2 separate regions of the Homo sapiens genome follow, and region 1 is linked to region 2. Evidence: chromatin contacts called from ENCODE Hi-C data. All regions are on one chromosome and are shown on one strand. Each heading gives the region's core, a stretch centred on a gene start or an enhancer-like site at or near the end of the contact. The rest is flanking DNA. Distances are from core to core; before and after follow the strand shown.

The links. A loop is a pair of places that touch in the nucleus more often than their neighbours do. Pooled maps may share reads with other maps.
Region 1: a loop to region 2 is called in a map with no recorded cell type, with 26 times the contacts of the local background. The contact joins two enhancer-like sites. A Hi-C loop is called at or near these places in 3 of 37 single-sample maps with no recorded cell type and 3 of 50 pooled maps.

What each region holds. Positions count from the first base shown.
Region 1 is chr17:67,649,390-67,652,604 of GRCh38, reverse strand. The region is part of intron 6 of PITPNC1 (phosphatidylinositol transfer protein cytoplasmic 1); the gene reads right to left. Among named protein-coding and RNA genes, the nearest start is that of NOL11, 67 kb to the left of the region's middle. RefSeq lists enhancers at 1,086-1,165, 1,846-2,005. Within about 2 kb of position 1,649, at least 3 of the 41 ENCODE cell types and tissues checked have a DNase peak (open chromatin) inside an H3K27ac peak, as active enhancers do.
Region 2 is chr17:65,179,823-65,182,922 of GRCh38, reverse strand. All of the region lies in intron 9 of RGS9 (regulator of G protein signaling 9), which reads right to left. Among named protein-coding and RNA genes, the nearest start is that of RGS9, 44 kb to the right of the region's middle. RefSeq lists an enhancer at 1,589-1,638. Within about 2 kb of position 1,547, at least 4 of the 41 ENCODE cell types and tissues checked have a DNase peak (open chromatin) inside an H3K27ac peak, as active enhancers do.

The DNA of each region.
Region 1 (3,215 bases), core at 400-2,899, 2.5 Mb before region 2:
TTTTATAAATTCATCCACAATGAGATCTCTGGCTCCGGATGCTACCGATTCTCTCCAGGCTTGGCAGATGGCAAATTGGACCCTTGTAGTTAAAGCCCATCTGTATCGAGGGGGTTGAGCTGGTGCCAGGGCTGTTTCCCTGGGGCCAGATGGACTTCGGCACATCTTTAGAAGGCGTCCACTCTATAGGATCAGCCACACCTGCAGGCCTCATCCATCTCGCACTGGGACAAGGCAGAGCAAAGGGCTTGTTTGAGCAGCCCGTGTAAAACTGCGTCCTCGTTTTGGATAGAATCAGTCTCCCACCTGGAAGGTGCAAGGAGAAGCCCACAGGAGAGCTTGGTCCAGCTGGGGCTGAGCTTGCATCTTGGAGGCAATCTTATTAGCTGACGTTCACTGAGATATGAAGTCTCCATGATTAATTACACTCTCAATTTGAACCACAAAGGGCAATAGCCAACAGGGGCTTGCCCTGTTAATTGAAATGAGAAGTTTTTGATAAATGCTAAATGAAAAAAGGCTAAGCAGGAACTCCAGCCAGGAATTGCTACATTATGTAACTATAACCCTCAGCCCTAAAATAGGGATGGATGAACAACACATATCACATGTCAGATTTTTTTCTCTCCATCCTGGAACTTCTCCTGAAGACTCCAAGGTGTTGCAGATCTCATTCTCATTCCCCTCCAATGAAAGTAAAGTTTAGCCCTGAATTAATGTAGGATTCCTTGAACTTGAATCTTAAGAGGGATACACATAAAACCAAGGAGCTTTCAAAGCAGCTAGTCCCCAAAGACCACTTATTAAGTGACCCTATTCATATGAAATGCCCAGAAAAGGGAAATCTATGGAGACAGAAAGTAGATCAGTGTGGTTGCTGAGGCTTGGGAGATGGGTGAGGGGAGAGGGTAGGGAGATGATAGCTAAAACATATGAGGTTTCTTTGTGGGGTGATGAAAATGTTTTACATTTGATTGTGGTGAGGTAAACATGTGATTATAGTAAAATCCACTGAACTATACATTCAAAATGGCTGAATTGTATGGTATGTGATCTATATCTCAATAAAGCTGTTTTTTTGGGTTTTTTTTTTAGACGGAGTCTCATTCTGTCACCTGGGCTAGAGAGCAATGGTGCAATCTCGGCTCACTGCAACCACCACGTCCCAAGTTCCAGCAATTCTCCTGTCTCAGCCTCCCAAGTAGCTGGGATTACAAGCACGTGCCAGCACACCCGGCTGATTTTTGTATTTTTAGTAGAGATGGGGTTTCGCCATGTTGGCCAGGCTGGTCTCAAGCTCCTGACCTCAGGTGATCCACCCGCCTTGGCCTCCAAAAGTGCTGGGATTACAGTGGTGAGCTATTGTGCCCAGCCAATAAAGCTGTTTTTTAAAAAAGAGACAAAACTAAGGAGCTTTCAGAATGTGCTGGAGAACTGACCTAAAACTTGACTTAAAAGGTCAACTGCTATGCATCAACTTAAAAAAAAACAAACCAAAACCCTAAATGCAAATCATGCCAGAAGCAGTCAATTCTTGCTTTGTTAGCAGTTAATACCTAAAGTGCTATTTTTAAAGCATTTGCTCTTGGCACTAGAATGCACCGCAAACCCTGAGCGGTTTGTGTTTTTTCTCTGCAAAATGACTCTCTTAAAGGAGTTTGACTCATAAGGTGCATCTGATGTGTAGAAAGGCACTGAAAGGCAGCTGTGGCAAGGGGAATGTTTCTGTTTTGTACCCTTCTCAGTTATAGTTCAGTGCCACAAACACTTGAAACTCATTGCTTTAAGAAGAGGGACGAGGCAAATGAGAAATTTGAGCACATCACACAAAACAATGTAATAGTCCATGGTTTTGGCCAGGCGCCGTGGCTCACACCTGTAATCCCAACACTTTGGGAGGCCAAGGAGGGCGGATCTTTTGAGGTCAGGAGTTGGAGATCAGCCTGACCAACATGGTGAAACCCCGTCTCTACTAAAAATCCAAAAAATTTAGCCAGGCATGGTGGCGCATGCCTGTAGTCCCAGCTACTCAGGAGGCTGAGGCAGGAGAATCGCTTAAACCCGAGAGGCAGAGGTTGCAGTGAGCTGAGATCGCACCACTGCACTCCAGCCTGGGAGACAGAGCAAGGTTCCATCTCAAAAAAAAAAAAAAAAAAAAAAAAAGCCTATGGTTTCTAGCCCCCAGGATGCCTTTTAGGAACTGGGGAGAAGATGAAAGCAAATGAGAACTTGCAAGAGAGGTGGCCAGAGGAAAGTCAAGGAAGGAAGCTGGGAAAAATCACCCTAGGAGCTAACGTTTTCAAGTGCTTGCTCCGTACCAGAGTCTGTGTCAGGCACTTCAGATTCGCTTTCTCATTTCATCCTTGTGATGTAATACAAAATAGATTTGGTTTTTGTCACTGCTTCCTAAGACAATGCTCCAAAAACTCCTGGAATTTCCTGAGTGATGGGGGTGACTTTTGGGATGCATAACAAGCTCCTTCAGATCACATACACAGGTGAGGGGCCCTAGATGGCCTCAAGATGGCTCTGGTCACCAGAAACACCAGGTGATTAGGGGGTTAGAACTTTCAGCCCCATCCACTGACCTCTAGGGAGGGAGGGGGTGCTGGGATTGAGCTCCATAAACGCTTAAACACACTGACCTGCTGGGAGGATGGCACACCCAGAGGGGGCACGGAAGCCCCAAGTCCCCACCCCCCAATACCTCACCTGATGCCTCTCTCCCATTTACCTGCTGCTGAGTCATATCCTTGATAATAAACTGGTAAATCTAAGTAAATGTTTTCCTGAGTTCTGTGAGCCTTTCTAGCAAATTATTGAGCCTGAGGAAGGAGTCGTGGAGACCCCAGATTAAAAAAAAAATTTTTTTTAGTAAAAAAAATAGAGATGGAGTCTCACTCTGTTGGCCAGGCTAGTCTCGAACTCCTGGCCTCAAGTGATCCACCTGCCTTGGCCTCCCAAAGTGCTGGGATTGTAGGAATGAGCCACTGTGCCCGGCCTATAGCCTGTCAGTGAGAAGTGGGGCAGCTTTGTGGGACTGGGATCTGATGCTAACTCCAGATAGACAGTGTCTAATTGAATTGAATTGTTGGACACATAGCTGGTGCTGGAGAATTGAACTGGTTGGAGACACAGAAAACACCCCAGAATTCTCATAAGCAAGCTACTAAAAGTAGCCCACTATTACCTGCATTTTCAATAATGCCCAAGGG
Region 2 (3,100 bases), core at 298-2,797:
AAATAAAAATGCAGTTCACTGTTCAGAAAAAAAGTGTAAGGAATTCTGAGATGGTAACAGAACATTAAATCAAACAAGGGTCCTTCTGAGGGTGGGGTCTTGGGCGGCTGTACAAGCCCCCTGCCCATGAAGCCGGCCCTGGGTGCAGGACGTAGGCCTTGTGGGGTGGAGAGGGGAGCAGCGGTTGGATCAGGGAGGCCCATGAGCTACAGAACTGGAAACACGTAACTGAATCCTGGCTGGGTCACCTTGGGCAAACGGCTATGTCTCTCTATTTTGTTTTCTTCATGTGAAAAAGGAAACTGACATTGTCTCTGTTAATGGACTTCAGGAAATGCAGAAAAACTTCTAAAAGCCACAATAAGGACATTAGAAAACATCAGGCAGGATGTGGAGTGGGCTCTGGCGGCCATCAGCTGAGGTTCAGATCCTGGCTTCACCACTTCTCAGCTGTGTGTCCTTGGGGGAGCCACCCTCTCTCTCGGCCTGCTTTCTCAACCGTGAAACGGAGGTCAACGTGGCCATCTACCTTCTAACGCAGTAGTGAGTCTTAGCTGAGCCGTTACAAAGGGTGGCGCACTCAGGTCCATGCCTGGCACGCAGGGAGCTGTCAGCAAACATCAGCCCCTTCCCTTCCCTCAGCTAGGCATGGTCACACAGAAGCCACAAGAAGAAAGAAGTTTGTCCCCTATTGGCGGGAGCATATGGTGTGTGAGGGCTCCAGGCTGAGCACCTCTGCAGAGCACAGTATTTTATACTGGGAGGCCATATTTCTGCCTTTTACCAAAAGATCTGTATACTCGCCAGTGTAGACTGAGGTTCTGAGCAGCTGCTTATTGGAGTAGGCAGAGAGGTTGAAATTGGCATGTAACCCCTCCTTCCACCTCTAACCAGGGGAGAAGTATGAGAAGGTGAAAAGGCAGAAGAGGAAATTGGCTAGGTACAGCACCCTAACATGGAGTCTGAGGTCTACAAGTCCCATAAATTCTCTCTCATAGCATGACAACATTTAGAATAATACCAGCTGTGTGTGGAGTGTCTCTACGTGTTGATTAGCATTCTAGACACTACACATAAGTGATCCTGCTTAATCCTCTGATGAAGGAACTAGCATGCTTCCCCTGTTAGAGATGAGGAAACTGAGACTGTGGCTCAAGAAAGAGCTTGCCCAAGATCACATGGACCGGAAGTGGCAGAGCTGGGGCTCAGGCCAATGTCAAGGGTCTCTTCAGCACCCGACACTGCCCTCATCCCTAAATGATGGCAGTGATCCTGCCATGAGCGGCCCCTGCCCCCATCACCTCCTGGGGTGCAGGAGTTGGGGGTTCCGTATGCCTCAAGGTATTGGAGCTAAAAGAGGACTCACTTCTAGAGTGTGGTCCCGGCCCCTGGCCAGTCCCTCCCAGCTGCCATTAGCCAGTGGGAGTGGGCCACCCAGGGCCCGAGACACCTGCCAACCTAATGACTTTCCTCCTTATGGTTGACGGTTACTTGCCTCTATTTGGGGAAAACAGATACATCTTCTCAAGAATTTACTCATTCTCGAAATGCAAATCAAAACCACAATGAGATAACATCTCACACTAGTCAGAATGGCTATTATCAAAAAGTCAAAAAATAACAGATGCTGGCAAGGAGAAAAGGGAAGCTTATATGCTTCTGGTGGGAATGAAATTAGTTCAGCCATTGTAGAAAGCAGTGTGGTGATTTCTCAAAGAACTTAAAATAGAATTACCATTGACCCAGCAATCGCATTACTAGGTATATACCCAAAGGGATATAAATCATTCCGTCATAAAGACACATGCATGCCTATGTTCACTGCAGCACTATTCACAATAGCAAAGACATGGGATCAACCTAAATGCCCATCATTGGTAGACTGGATGAAGAAAATGTGGTACATATATACCATGGAATACTATGCAGCCATAAAAAAATGAGATCATGTTCTTTGTAGCAACATGGATGGAGCTAGAGATCATTGTCTTAAGCGAACTAACGCAGGAACAGAAAACCAAATACCACATGGGCTCACTTATAAGTGGGAGCTGAACATTGAGTACACAAGGACACAAAGAAGGGAACAACAGACACCCAGGCCTACTTGAGGGTGGAGGGTGGGAGGAGGGAGAGGATAGAAAAACTACCTATGAGTACTATGCTTATTTCCTGAGTGACAAGATAATCTATATACCAAACTCCGGTGACATGCAGTTTACCTGAAATGTAACCCCTGAACCTAAAATAAAAGTTTAAAAAGAAGGATTGATAGCCAGGCGCAGTGGTTCATGCCTGTAATCCCAGCACTTTGGGAGGCCAAGATGGGCGGATCACCTGAGGTCAGGAGTTCAAGACCAGCCTGGCCAACATGGAGAAACTCCGTCTGTACTAAAAATATGAAAAAATTAGCTGGGCGTGGTGGAACACACCTGTAATCGCGGCTACTCTGGAGGCTGAGGCAAGGAGTTACTTCAACCCGGAAGGCGGAGGTTGCAGTGAGCCGAGATCACGCCACTGCACTCCTGCCTGGGTGACAGAGCAGGACTCCGTCTCAAAAAAAAAGAATAGAAAAGAAAAAAAGAAAGAAGGATCGATTCCTTCTCAAAATGACCTCTCTTCAAACCAGCTCAGGCACCATGAGTTCTCTGAAGTGAGACAAAAATCCAAAGCCTCTGCACTCCCAGGTCTTCATGGAGATGCTTCATGCTCTTGGCAACCCTCTTCTCTCAGGGCAGATTAACCCGGGAACACAGGGGACTCGCAGACAGTGGAAAATGTTGCAGACAGATAAACCACAGCATGCTGGGGCTGCCTGAGGGGAGGGCTGGAAGGGGCTCTGCATGCATGAGAATTGCAGTTCTTTATTCTTCTTAATACTTTATTCCACAGCAGCCAGAGTGCACAGACAGGAGATAGATAGATAGCTGGGAAGAGAGAGAGAGAGAGACAGAGAAGATAACGGTAAACAGCGGAGACACAGCCCGTATCACACCCCACCATGGCAAAGGCACCCTCTGTCGTACACCCAGCCTGCCCACTGGGTTCTGGGCTGAGGGTGTTGCCAGCATCCACATCCGCAGGAAGTGGGCTCTGAAGG